Regions from separate parts of the Mus musculus genome. Here region 1 is linked to region 2. The links are chromatin contacts, found by Hi-C or POLR2A ChIA-PET in ENCODE. All regions are on one chromosome and are shown on one strand. The core of a region is the stretch at or near the end of the contact, and the rest is flanking DNA. Distances in the headings are between cores, read along the strand shown. Region 1 holds the start of Bloc1s5 (biogenesis of lysosomal organelles complex-1, subunit 5, muted). Region 2 holds the start of Txndc5 (thioredoxin domain containing 5).

Evidence for each region. Hi-C counts contacts between places; a loop is a spot of excess contacts on that map. ChIA-PET counts read pairs that join two places held with the same protein, here RNA polymerase II (POLR2A).
Region 1: a loop to region 2 is called in a map of regulatory T cell, with 2.0 times the contacts of the local background. The contact joins the promoter of Bloc1s5 here to the promoter of Txndc5 in region 2. A Hi-C loop is called at or near these places in 1 of 37 maps with a recorded cell type or tissue (regulatory T cell). POLR2A ChIA-PET finds 5 or more read pairs at or near these places in 1 of 5 experiments (Patski).

What each region holds. Positions count from the first base shown.
Region 1 is chr13:38,633,156-38,638,292 of GRCm38, reverse strand. Bloc1s5 (biogenesis of lysosomal organelles complex-1, subunit 5, muted) reads left to right here and starts at 3,201. Exons shown (of 5, transcript NM_139063.3): 1 at 3,201-3,357. The coding sequence starts at 3,252.
Region 2 is chr13:38,525,924-38,531,750 of GRCm38, reverse strand. Txndc5 (thioredoxin domain containing 5) reads left to right here and starts at 3,267. Exons shown (of 10, transcript NM_145367.4): 1 at 3,267-3,563. The coding sequence starts at 3,343. Gm31834 (a long non-coding RNA gene) reads right to left here and starts at 3,848. Exons shown (of 2, transcript XR_382215.4): 1 at 1,789-3,848; 2 at 1-1,444.

The sequences.
Region 1 (5,137 bases), core at 1,952-4,451, 110 kb before region 2:
AACCCCAGGCAGGGTTCCTTAGCCGTGCATGGATTTGCTGTTTCACTAAAATAACTGTGTAGCTCAGGAACATGCTATGTTTACAATGAGCTTTATTATAAAATTGTACCGGATAAGCAGCCAAATGAGGAGACTTGGAAGAGTCCCCAACGTGCAGCTAGATGCTCAGAAGAGCATCTTCCTCTTGGCACATGGATGGATGGCTGCAAGCACGAATTCCGCAGAGGATTTCAGGGTGCCTTACAAAGGCACAGGGGACCAAATCATTACTCATGTAATTGAACTCAACCCTATAAGAAGAAGGTGTCAGGCCCCCTGGGACTGGAGTTACAGACGGCTGTCAGTCACCATGTGGGTGCTGGGAATTGAAGCCAGATCCTCTAGAGATGTGGCCAGTGCTCTTAACTGCTGAGACATCTCTCCAGGCCCCCAGCCAGATTCTTTGTTGTACAACTTAGTTAATGAATGAATACATAGAGGGAACAAAGAAGGCATCCCAGAGAGGGAAGGTTAACAAGAAATGCAGAGAAATGGCACAGTAGAAAGACCTCCCTGCTCTTACCTCAAAATCTCTACTGAGTTGAGACCACTACTTAGTCCTTGGCTCTTCCTTGAGTTTCTCTCTCTCTCTCTCTCTCTCTCTCTCTCTCTCTCTCTCTCTCTCTCTCTCTCTCTCTCTCTCACACACACACACACACACACACACACACACCACATACATACACCACACACAAGCATGCATATGCCACAGACACATTGTTTAGAATAATAGATTTCCCTCCTCACAATGCACAGGTTGATCTAGCAGTTTCTGATGGTGCACACAGCTCATGTGACTGCATCTGGCTGGAAATGACTCTCACATCTCTGGGACAGGAGTGGGGACTCTTGGTGTGCCTCAGTTCTCCCCTTGCAACCTCTCTCCACACGTGTCTAAATTAGTATGCTTCTACACATGATGACCTCACTCCAGCAAGAGTGTCCTGGCAAGAAAACAAAGCAGGATGCTGCCCGGTCCAATGGAACCCACTCATCAGTACCGTGTGTTCCACTGGTCAAAGGTCAAGTCACAAGGCCAGCCCAAATTCAAGGTGAAGAGAAACAAATCCGTCTCCTAACAGGAGGTGCTGATAATCTCACATGTGGGAATTAAGAACACTACCAAATATGTTGATCAAAATTTGAGGCTAGTTTTATTATAATACTGGCCAGGATAATGGACACTGGGCCGGTCCATACCAGGGATGCCTAGAGAATGTTAGTGAATTACCTTAGTCAGAGGCTTATAAAAGCAAAACCCACAGGGCTGTGTACGGTTAGGAGCAAACATCTATTCTGACGGACTTACTGTCTATACACCTCCCACCTATGTGTGATCAAGCATAGCCTGTGCAGTTTGGGTAATTAGGCTTGTTGGAAGAAGCAAAACGTGATTTGTTATCTTACATGGATAACAGCCCCAAGGATTCCAGGAAGTTATTTCTGGAAGTTATTCCTTGGGCAAGGGAGGCTTACAGGCCTTTTTGTTTTATAATTCTAATGTTTTAAGCACAGTAATTTAAACTTAAAACATGACATTAATCCTCACAATCCATCATGTGGCATGTCTCTACTGAGAAGGCAGGAACTGCTGTGGCCCTTCTGACCTTAGGTCTCTTCATCTGAAAATGGAGATTTTCCTAAGTCAGCCCTTGTTCGAGTCTGTGTTCGCAGATTCAGTCATAGAAAGTATTTTTTAAATGTCACATTGTTGATGACAGGTATCATAAGTCAGCCGTAACTGCAAATCGGTACTGAGTACTGGCCTTGTCTTCTTGTTGCTATTCCAGAAGTAACAATGTATTGGTGAGAACAGGAAGTAGAAACTGGTGAAATAGAGCAGGAATTCCCAAGCCGTGCTTCCAAGAATGTCCTTGCCGGAGGGCAGGAATGCTGGGATCCAGAGAGCTCAGGTTCCGGCTTCTTTGCCTTCGCTGACGCTTTATTGGAAACTATCTGAAGACCCAATTCTATTTCCAAAGTGTTAATTATGGCAACTAGAATTTCTTTATCACAACACAGAGTTGGCAAATTTCAGAGGTGAAATCCAGAATCAACATTTAAAAAAAAAAACAAACAGCCACATTAATGTAAGAAAAGCATTCAATTTCACATATTGTAGTGAGTCTTCATGGTGCACAGTCATAAAGGAAATTATGCAAAGGGAAAGAAATTTTTTTCTACAATGCAGAAAAATGAATATGAAATTTCTTGGAAGTGAGGAGAATAACAAATGTCTTTGAAAACTATGATTTCTACATATTGATTAAAAAGCTAGGAAATTAAATTTTTTATTTGTCCTCCTTTGGGGGTTTACCATTTCTTCTGCGATAATCCCCCAATTCCTGCTTCACCTAGTTATTCTCTCCATGTCTCACTTCAAGACTGGAGACAAACACTGGTCTTTTCTGGGAAGTCTTTCCTGATCCCCTCAACAGCTAGTATCCACAGGTATGGAACGATTCCTCTTCCTGCCGTTTATGTCGCTTTACGTTCCTCCTTCAGACTGGACTAAGACCCTTTAGGATGACATTGTTCATTGTTCAGAAGAGAGTAGCGGAGGAAGCGGTCACAGCTGAGTCCTAAGGAAGAACCCCTGGATGATGAGGAGGTAAAAACCACTGGGAGGCCGTGCATTGCTCTCTTTGAAGCATGACAATTTGTTGAGAAAATGAACATTATGGAATATATCAAATGTCAGCACTTATTAGTCTAATTTAGGGAGACCATCTCAAACACCCAACCAAGCAACAACAAAAAACCTAAACAAAACAAAAACGAGTTTCTTAACCTCTAACCGTGTTGCTTTATTTGTTAAAAAAATTATGATCTGTCTCCTCAGGTTGCTATGATGACCCTAAGGTGACAATACATGTCAAAATGCTTTATAAAATAGTGGTGGCCAGTAACAATGTAGAAACTATGTATATACTACTACTGTTATTCTTCTGCTCGCCGCGCCTTGCTCCAACCATAGTGAGTTTAGTTCCTACCGGCGTAGGATGGGATAACCGAGAAACAAGTAATTTTCAAACACCTCCCATACGCAGATCATCTGCCCTCATCCAGCATGGCCGCATCGGCTACACTCCCGGCGCCTTCCCCGAACCCAACGACTCCGACGCCCTGTGATGACGTAACACCAGAGCGTCTCTCTCCCTAAAGGTCCGTGCCTGCGCCGTGGACGCCGCGGGTGGGCGGAACTGGTCGGGATGAGTGGCGGAGGCACCGAGACCCCTGTAGCGTGCGACGCCGCCCAGGGCGGCAAGAAGCGGGACTCACTGGGGACTCCGGGTGCGGCGCACCTCATTATCAAGGGTACGGAGTGGAGGGCGTGGTCCTCCGTGCGGGGTGGGGGCAGCGTGCTGGGGACCGCCCCTCCTGGTGCTCCCCGGCTCCCCTGTAGCCCTCAGCTGCCTGGCCCGCCTCGAGACGAAAGGTCCCAGCTCGCAGGACCCAGTTACGTGCAATGGGCGAAGGGCGCACAAGCGGAGAATGGGAACTAGTTGGAGCCCCACACGTAGTAGGGTGACTTCGGTCCTTCACCCTCTCGTCCTCTGTCCTCTGCGCCTTGGGGGTCATGCCAGGAAGAACACTTGGGAAAACGTCCTGAAACACAGCGCTCAGTACCATACAGTGTACCGGTCTGAGCTGTCCCCTTTCAGCCTTAGTAGATTTCGACCTAAATTATTACAATAACAACTAGCTTTAATTCCTAAACCTCAGAAGTCCCCGTTAACCGCGAAGAAGCCTCCAATTGCAGTTTCCACTGCTTCCCTCAACTCCCTGCTCAACCCGCCTATTCCACCAACTTTGGGCTACAGTCCTACACTGCCTGGAGAGTGGTGGCTTACCATCTGTGCGGTTCCCATTTTACTCTTACCAGATCTGTGGGCGGCCCCAGCTGAGCTGGCTGCGACTGTTTAAACTGTGTTTCACATTGTTTCTTAGGTTTAATTTGGGATCCAGTAGTATTGTGTGTGTGTGTTAAGACTAAGTTAGAATTCTTTCTCTGTGCAATCTCAGTGAAGATTAGTCGTTGTATGGCTGTTGTTGGGCCACCATGACTCCATCCGCAAATGTTTTTCATCTTGCAAAACTTTGTATGCATTAAACCATAACTCCTCATGCCACTGTGAATTTGACTGGTCCAGTGCCTCTGAGGACTTGGACAGCTCCACTCTCGGAAATAAGGCTGTTTTGAATATGAATATATAGACATCCTTCGGAGGTCCTGTGTTCAGTTCTTGGGACTGTATCTCCAGTAGTGGATTTTTGGGTCATTTGATTATTCTTTAAACTTTTTGAGGAGTTGGCATGTTCTGTATTTGCTATACCATTTTCTAGTCACCTGTCATCACCAACTCTTGTCTTTGGTACTAGTTATTCTAATGCGTGTGAGATGACACTCCCTGTTGTGATTTTCATTTCCTCTAATATTTGGTTAATGTGCTTAACTGACTACCCATTTTTTAGGTAGTCATCTAATATCCATTTAAGTCCTTTGCTCGTGTAAGTAGATTCTGTTATTGAGTTATAGTTCTTGATATATTCTTGAAAGGCAACTTTGCTGGCCGCTATACCATTAATGCTGATACACACGCGCACACACACACACACACACACACACACACACACACATACACACACACACACACACACACATCTGTCTCCTCAGTACCCATAGCAGGTGTTTGCAGGCATTTTTCTCACTTGCCTGGTTGCCTATCATTCTGTTGATTGTGTCTTTGAGGCGGAAGTTTTAAATTTTGAAGCAGTACTGTTTTTACTCCCCCAGTACTGGAAGCCAAGCCAAGGCCTCCCACATGCTAGACAAATACCATACTACTAGAGACTACATTACCAACTCCCTTTTCTGTTTTTTATTTTGAGACTGGTTCTCACTTTCACACTCAGGACCCACACACACAGCCTTCCCTTTATTAGGTACTAAGAGAGTTGTAGTTCTGTTTGGTCTCATCTTGTAGTCCCGTGGCTCTTCCATCAAAGCACTTCTCTGTGTCTTTGTGAGGAGATATTTGTCTAGCTTTCACATTAGGTTACAAACAAGTAGAGATCAAAGGATTATACATTTCAG
Region 2 (5,827 bases), core at 2,018-4,517:
TGGCAACATCTCAGTTTCTGAGCTTTTTGTGGGGTCTTCCTTTGGTCAGAGTGCTATTTTAGGGTATCTGGCACCATGAGGAGGTGGACCGAAAGCTATAGCTTCTCTTGGTTAGGGGTAATTACTACTGCTGCACTTCTCACAGAATGCCCTGGGGCACAGAGAGTGTTGTAACTAGGTGGCTTCACCATGCACCCCAAAACTGGCACTGGAATGAGCTGCAACCCCATGAAGGCCCATGGTGTGCAGTCATAGGACTGTGGGCCATGATGCCTCTGCTCAGTAATAGCCCCCATGATCATGGGTCGTTTACTTGGGACATCTCCCTGTGATTCTGAGGACCCTCTCAAGGAAATCAGCTTCTGAGAGGAGACAAATAGGACTTCCCATTTATTCATTTCATAAACATGAGTCCAATACCTGCTGGGCGTCAGACATCTTCTCAACTCTGTGGAGCTTACACACTGAGCAAGGGCTGCTGCGGAAAGGAAAGGGTATGGCAGAAACTAATGCTCCCATCAGAGAGACACAGTGCAAGAGTTCTCTCCTTCTCGGGTCAGACAAGTTCTTCGTAGTGAAAGGTTTGTGGTGCTGTCTGCGTTGGAAGTGTGTACAGCTATGGGGATGAATGAGGTCTGAGAGAGAGAGAGAGAGAGGGAGAGAGAGAGAGAGAGAGAGAGAGAGAGAGAGAGAGAGAGGATGAAGGTGAGTTGGAGGCAAAGCTCTGAGCCTTTAATAGAGAAGCCAAAAGGATGGCAGACTCAGGTGGAGTTCCTGTCATTGTATCAATGCCGCAGAGAAACAGTCAATAGAGTATTCCTGGTCAGAGTCACATTGACAGAAACAGTAACCATACCAGTAACAGAGAGCCTCCACAACAATTGGCCACTGCAGTTAATACCTGAGACACAAAGAAGAAAAGTATTTGACTGTCAGGCTTGGAGGTTCTGGGCAGTGTTCATAGCCACCTCAGTGCTTTAGACAGCTCCCCAGGGTGGGAATACAGCTCCTCACCTTAGGAGGCAGGGAATGAGTGGTAGGGCTCCTGAGATCGCCTCTGAAGACACACCTTCAATGATCTTAAAACCTCCCACCCTGCATCTAAAAATTCTACCCCCTTCCACTAGCACCACTCTGGAGATAGGTCTCCAACACATGGACCCACAGAGGTTTACATTCAAGACCCAAACCCTAGCACCTTTATCCAGATATTAGAAACAGTAAACATTCTAGATTCCCTTGTATAAAGGGGTTCCTGATGGAAATGTCAAAATCACCAAAGTCACCAGGAATGATGACAGGAAAGGGTTGTTGGGAATTCTGTCATCTGGAAGGCACCACAGTCTTCAGTGAAATAGGAGAGTGTCCTGGGAGGATGGCAAAAACTGCAAGGGCAGATGATGGTGGGATGCTCAGTAGATCCAATATGTCGGGAGCTGAAGGTCTGTGGATAGAAGGGAACACATTGGTAAAGGGTGCTATCTGCCTTTCGTCTCAACTGCACGAGACGCAAGAGTGAAACATCAACCAACAGCCAGCGTTCGAGAGGGCTCCAAGAGCTATGGTCTGTGCTAGTGGTTCTCAACCTTCCTCATGCTGTGACGCTCTAATGCAGGGCCTCATGTTGTGGTGACCCCAACCATAAAACTATTCATTGCTACTTCAAATCTAGGATTTTGCTACTGTTACAAGTCATAATGTTAATAGCTGATATTTGACCCCCAAAGGGATCTGGAACCACACAGCTTTGGGCAGGTGAAAAAGGAGTTGATATTATAAACATAGTACCTTCTGTTGCGATGTCTTAGCAATGAAGTGAGAGAAGTATTGAGGAGCATAAAGCTTTGACCTTGACAGTACAGATGACATGGCAAGAGTTCTTGGATTTCTGGTCACCAGCAAGCCTCACAGGACACGAGGCATGGCAGAGCACATCACAGGAGGCCTTCAAGGACAGCATCAGGGATTTCTATTTTAGTCTGTATGCCAAGGCTACTGGGCAGAGTTGGTGTGCTGGTTCAAGTTGGAGCAACAAATTGCCATAGTCAAAATCACGTGGGCAAAGGATGCTCATAGAACTTCTCCTGCGATGGGCAAGTTTAGGTCTGTTCAGGTTAGGAAAGCCGGAAGAAGCGTTTGGCTGAACTGTGCTTACTCAGAATGTGAGGGCACAAAGGGAGAGAGGGGGCAAGCAAGAGATGCTGCAGTTTGGTGTTTGGAAAACCATGGTTAAACATTTACAGGTGGACGAACCTAACATGAGAATAGTTACAGATGATGTGAGTTTCCCTGCCCCTCCCTTTACCACCACCCCCAACTGTTGCTAACCCAGGCTTTTGGTTTAGGGAGGCTGAGGCTAATAAAGATCAGGTGATTTTCAGAAGTGTTGCTCAGAAGTCCAATACAAGATGGCCATGTACTCTTCTTACTATGCCCGTTGCTTTTTCCCAATAAAAGATCACCATATATATGTCTTATGATGCCAGCTTCCTTTTCATCGGTACAGAGCATAGCTCTAGGACCTCTCTCAAGTGTCTAGTGGTTGTTTCGTTCTCCCTAACTTAGCTCCAGGTTTTCAAGGCAGGGCAGGGAGCTTAGATTGCCACCCGACTTAAAGTTCAAGAGTTGGCGTGGGTCCATGCGCCCCAGCCCAGGCGTTAGCTCTCACCCAGAACAGCTGTTGCCATTCATTTTCCTATCCAGGGTGAGTTAGGGCACACAGGGCACTAGCCAGGGCCTGAAGGAAGGGCCACTTTGACTGCCTTTCCTTTTCAAAGTGAAGGCAGGGCAGGATAACAGAGGAGGTGCTCTTGGGAAGTGGTTTCATCACACCCCCTGAGGCCAGGCCCTCAAATCACAGTTGAGCTTTGGCTAAGAATCTGACTTATGCAAGAGCAAACCCCACACACGTTTGCCTGATTTCCTCCTTTCTGCTGACAGCAGCTCAGCTTGGTCCTAAACTCTCGGGTCTCTTGGTGTCTGATTAGTTATCAACAGAAGCTGCCACTGTTCCATAGCTTGGCAGCTTGGCCTCTTCGTCCCTAGCAGGGAAAGGCTGATGAGGAGCTTGGGAAGGAGAATGAGCTCAGCGGGATGGAAGGGAACCGGACTGAGATAGCGCTGGAGGTGCTGCACAAGGACCCCAGGACCTAAGCGACCTCTTCCTGGTGGCTTTCAGCAGAAGACAGCAAGTTGCTAGGTGAGCCGGCGGGACAGGGGGCGTGGCTCTGCGAGCGGGGGCGTGATTGAGGCGTGGCTCTGCGGTCGTGGGAGGAGCCGGGGCGGGAGCGGCGCCGCGGAGGGGACCCGCGGCACGAGCGAGAGCTCGCCAGCCCCGCCACGATGCCCCCGCGCCCAGGACGCCTCCTCCAGCCGCTGGCCGGGCTGCCGGCCCTGGCCACGCTCCTGCTGCTGCTCGGGGCGCGCAAAGGCGCCCGGGCCCAGGAGGTGGAAGCGGACAGCGGGGTCGAGCAGGACCCGCACGCCAAGCACCTGTATACGGCCGACATGTTCACGCACGGGATCCAGAGCGCCGCGCACTTCGTCATGTTCTTCGCGCCCTGGTAACTGCAGCTCCAGCAGGCCGGCGGAGCCCGATCTGGGACCGGGGACCAGGGACCTGGAGCCGGGGACCGGGGAGAGGGCGCGAGGCCGCGCAGGCTGCGCCGGGGGCGTGGGCCGCGCTCGGGCCTCGCCGCTGACGTGGCGCTAGCCGCCGGCCTGCGAGCTAGGAAGGGCGGGCCCCGAGGGGAGACCCGGAAAAGCCTCTCCACCCCGCCACACTGCTGGAGTCCAGGCATCCCCCGCTTCTGTCCCCTGCCCAGCTCCCCAAACTTCCTGTGCTGGCCGGACGCGGCGGGAGCCCGGCGTCCACGTGCCCTATCCTGAAGGGTTCTTCCTGCTGGCCCATCAATATTGGGTTGGATTGGAAATCTAAGGCCCCCTCAAGATGTGATTGCCCACTTTGTGTGTCGAGGGTAGGAAAAGATAGCCTAGGTCGGGAACTGAGACTTCCCCGGCCCCTGGAGTCCAGCGAGGTGCCAGTTTTGGAGTCTCCGCTGCACGCTGGAGTGGATGTGAGCTGTATTCTCAAGGCCTTTAACTCTTTCACCTCCTGTTCTCATTTGGGGCCCGGTCATTTGGAAAGTGTGAGGTCGAACTGTTCTTCCTAAAAGTCATAACTTCAGGCTTCCATTCTTCGGTTGGGGCTTCCTGGTGCACCTCACTACCCCAAGAATTAGTCTAGACATAGCAGTGCTTTGCTACTGGGGCCTAGATGCTCAGAGAAAGAAGTTCTCCGGTCCACAGCAGAAAGCGGTATTTAGAGCACAGGCTCTTGAGATGTGGGATGTTCTGGCTGTGTTTATTGCTGAGCAAAGTACTCTTCCTCTAGCTCAGTAGGGACTCATTAAGGACAGGGGGTTAAGCAGTTAAGAAAAATGTGCCTGTGGAATCCAATGTAGTCAGTGATTGTATTTTTCTAAAGTGGGAGAAACTTTGCCCATAACCCTAGAGCGGGCTATTACTGCATTTCAATTCGTTTAGTGTTAAATTAACTTTGTGGGGGAGGGGATCATTTTGGCTCACAGCCATTATCAGTTAAGAATGCAGGAATGGGATACACTGTTTTACATTCCCAAGAACAGCCACTTGAGTCTGTAGAACTACCATTGAAAGAAAAAGACTGGGAGTCTGCCACAGTCAGTCGCGTTAATAGTTACTCTGTGCACAAGTCGTCTCAAAGTAGTGATTCCAGTTAAGTACACCACAGGACTTAATTGGAGTTGATTTCGGTGGAATAAATCTAAGGGTTTTTAGTTTTATGAGAAAAGTTGACATGCAGGCAGGGTTAGGTTCTCTGGAGTGCTGATGGAGTTTTAAGTTTAGAATATATGCAATGAATAACCAGCTAGTCTTGGCCAGTTGGGGTATACACCACAGATTCTTTTTTTTTTTTTTAACTCTATGGCTTACAGACGTTTAGGTCGAGGCTGCTCTCTAGGATAAGCCTTCAATTGTTTGCTTCTTGCTATTCTGATAAAAATATTAGAGAGATGTAGGAGCCCACCCATGGCCTTTGAAGGCTGGGTTTTTGATGTTTTAAGGGGAAGTTGAGGCAGGATCTCTCTGTGTAGCCAAGCTGACCTTGAACTCATGACTTTGTTGGTCTCAGCCTACAGAGTGCTAAGATTTCAAAATTTTAAGAACAACATGGTACTCAAGGTAGACTACGCTGGGTCCTCTCCCCACTTCTTTCTCACCGTGAGTGCCTGGAATGTTCACTGTCCATGTGTGATGCTGGGGCAAGGACACTGTGTAGTGATGGCACTGACCTGTCTCTGTATTTGTTCTAAGCTTTGTGGGTGCAGGATTGTCCTCCTGCTGTTGATCTGGTGCCAGCATCTGGTCACACTGAACCTAGGGACAGTTAGGTCAAAGGTAAGGTTAGGTGCCTTTGCTCTGTCACTTGGCTCCAGGCCACATCTGAATACAGCCGGCAGTCTCTGTAGTGCTGTATCCACAAGGGCTCCAAACCAGAAATGCCAGTTAGAGAGAAGCAGTGGACTCTTTAGTCCTCCTGGGTGGGGAGAGGCTTGCCTGTGTGGTGATGACCCCAAGTGGTCAGGTTAACTTGGGTTAGAGGGAACTAAATCTTTATCTTCTTTTTAAATCTTGTATTGTTTTCATAAGAACCCTTTCAAGGGTATAGAGGATGTCTATCTACAACTCTAAACTGAGCATATCTGATCAAATTCCGCTAACATCAGGACAACCCTTAGGAGCTGAAGGGGTTTGCAACCCCATAGGAAGAACAATATCAACCAGC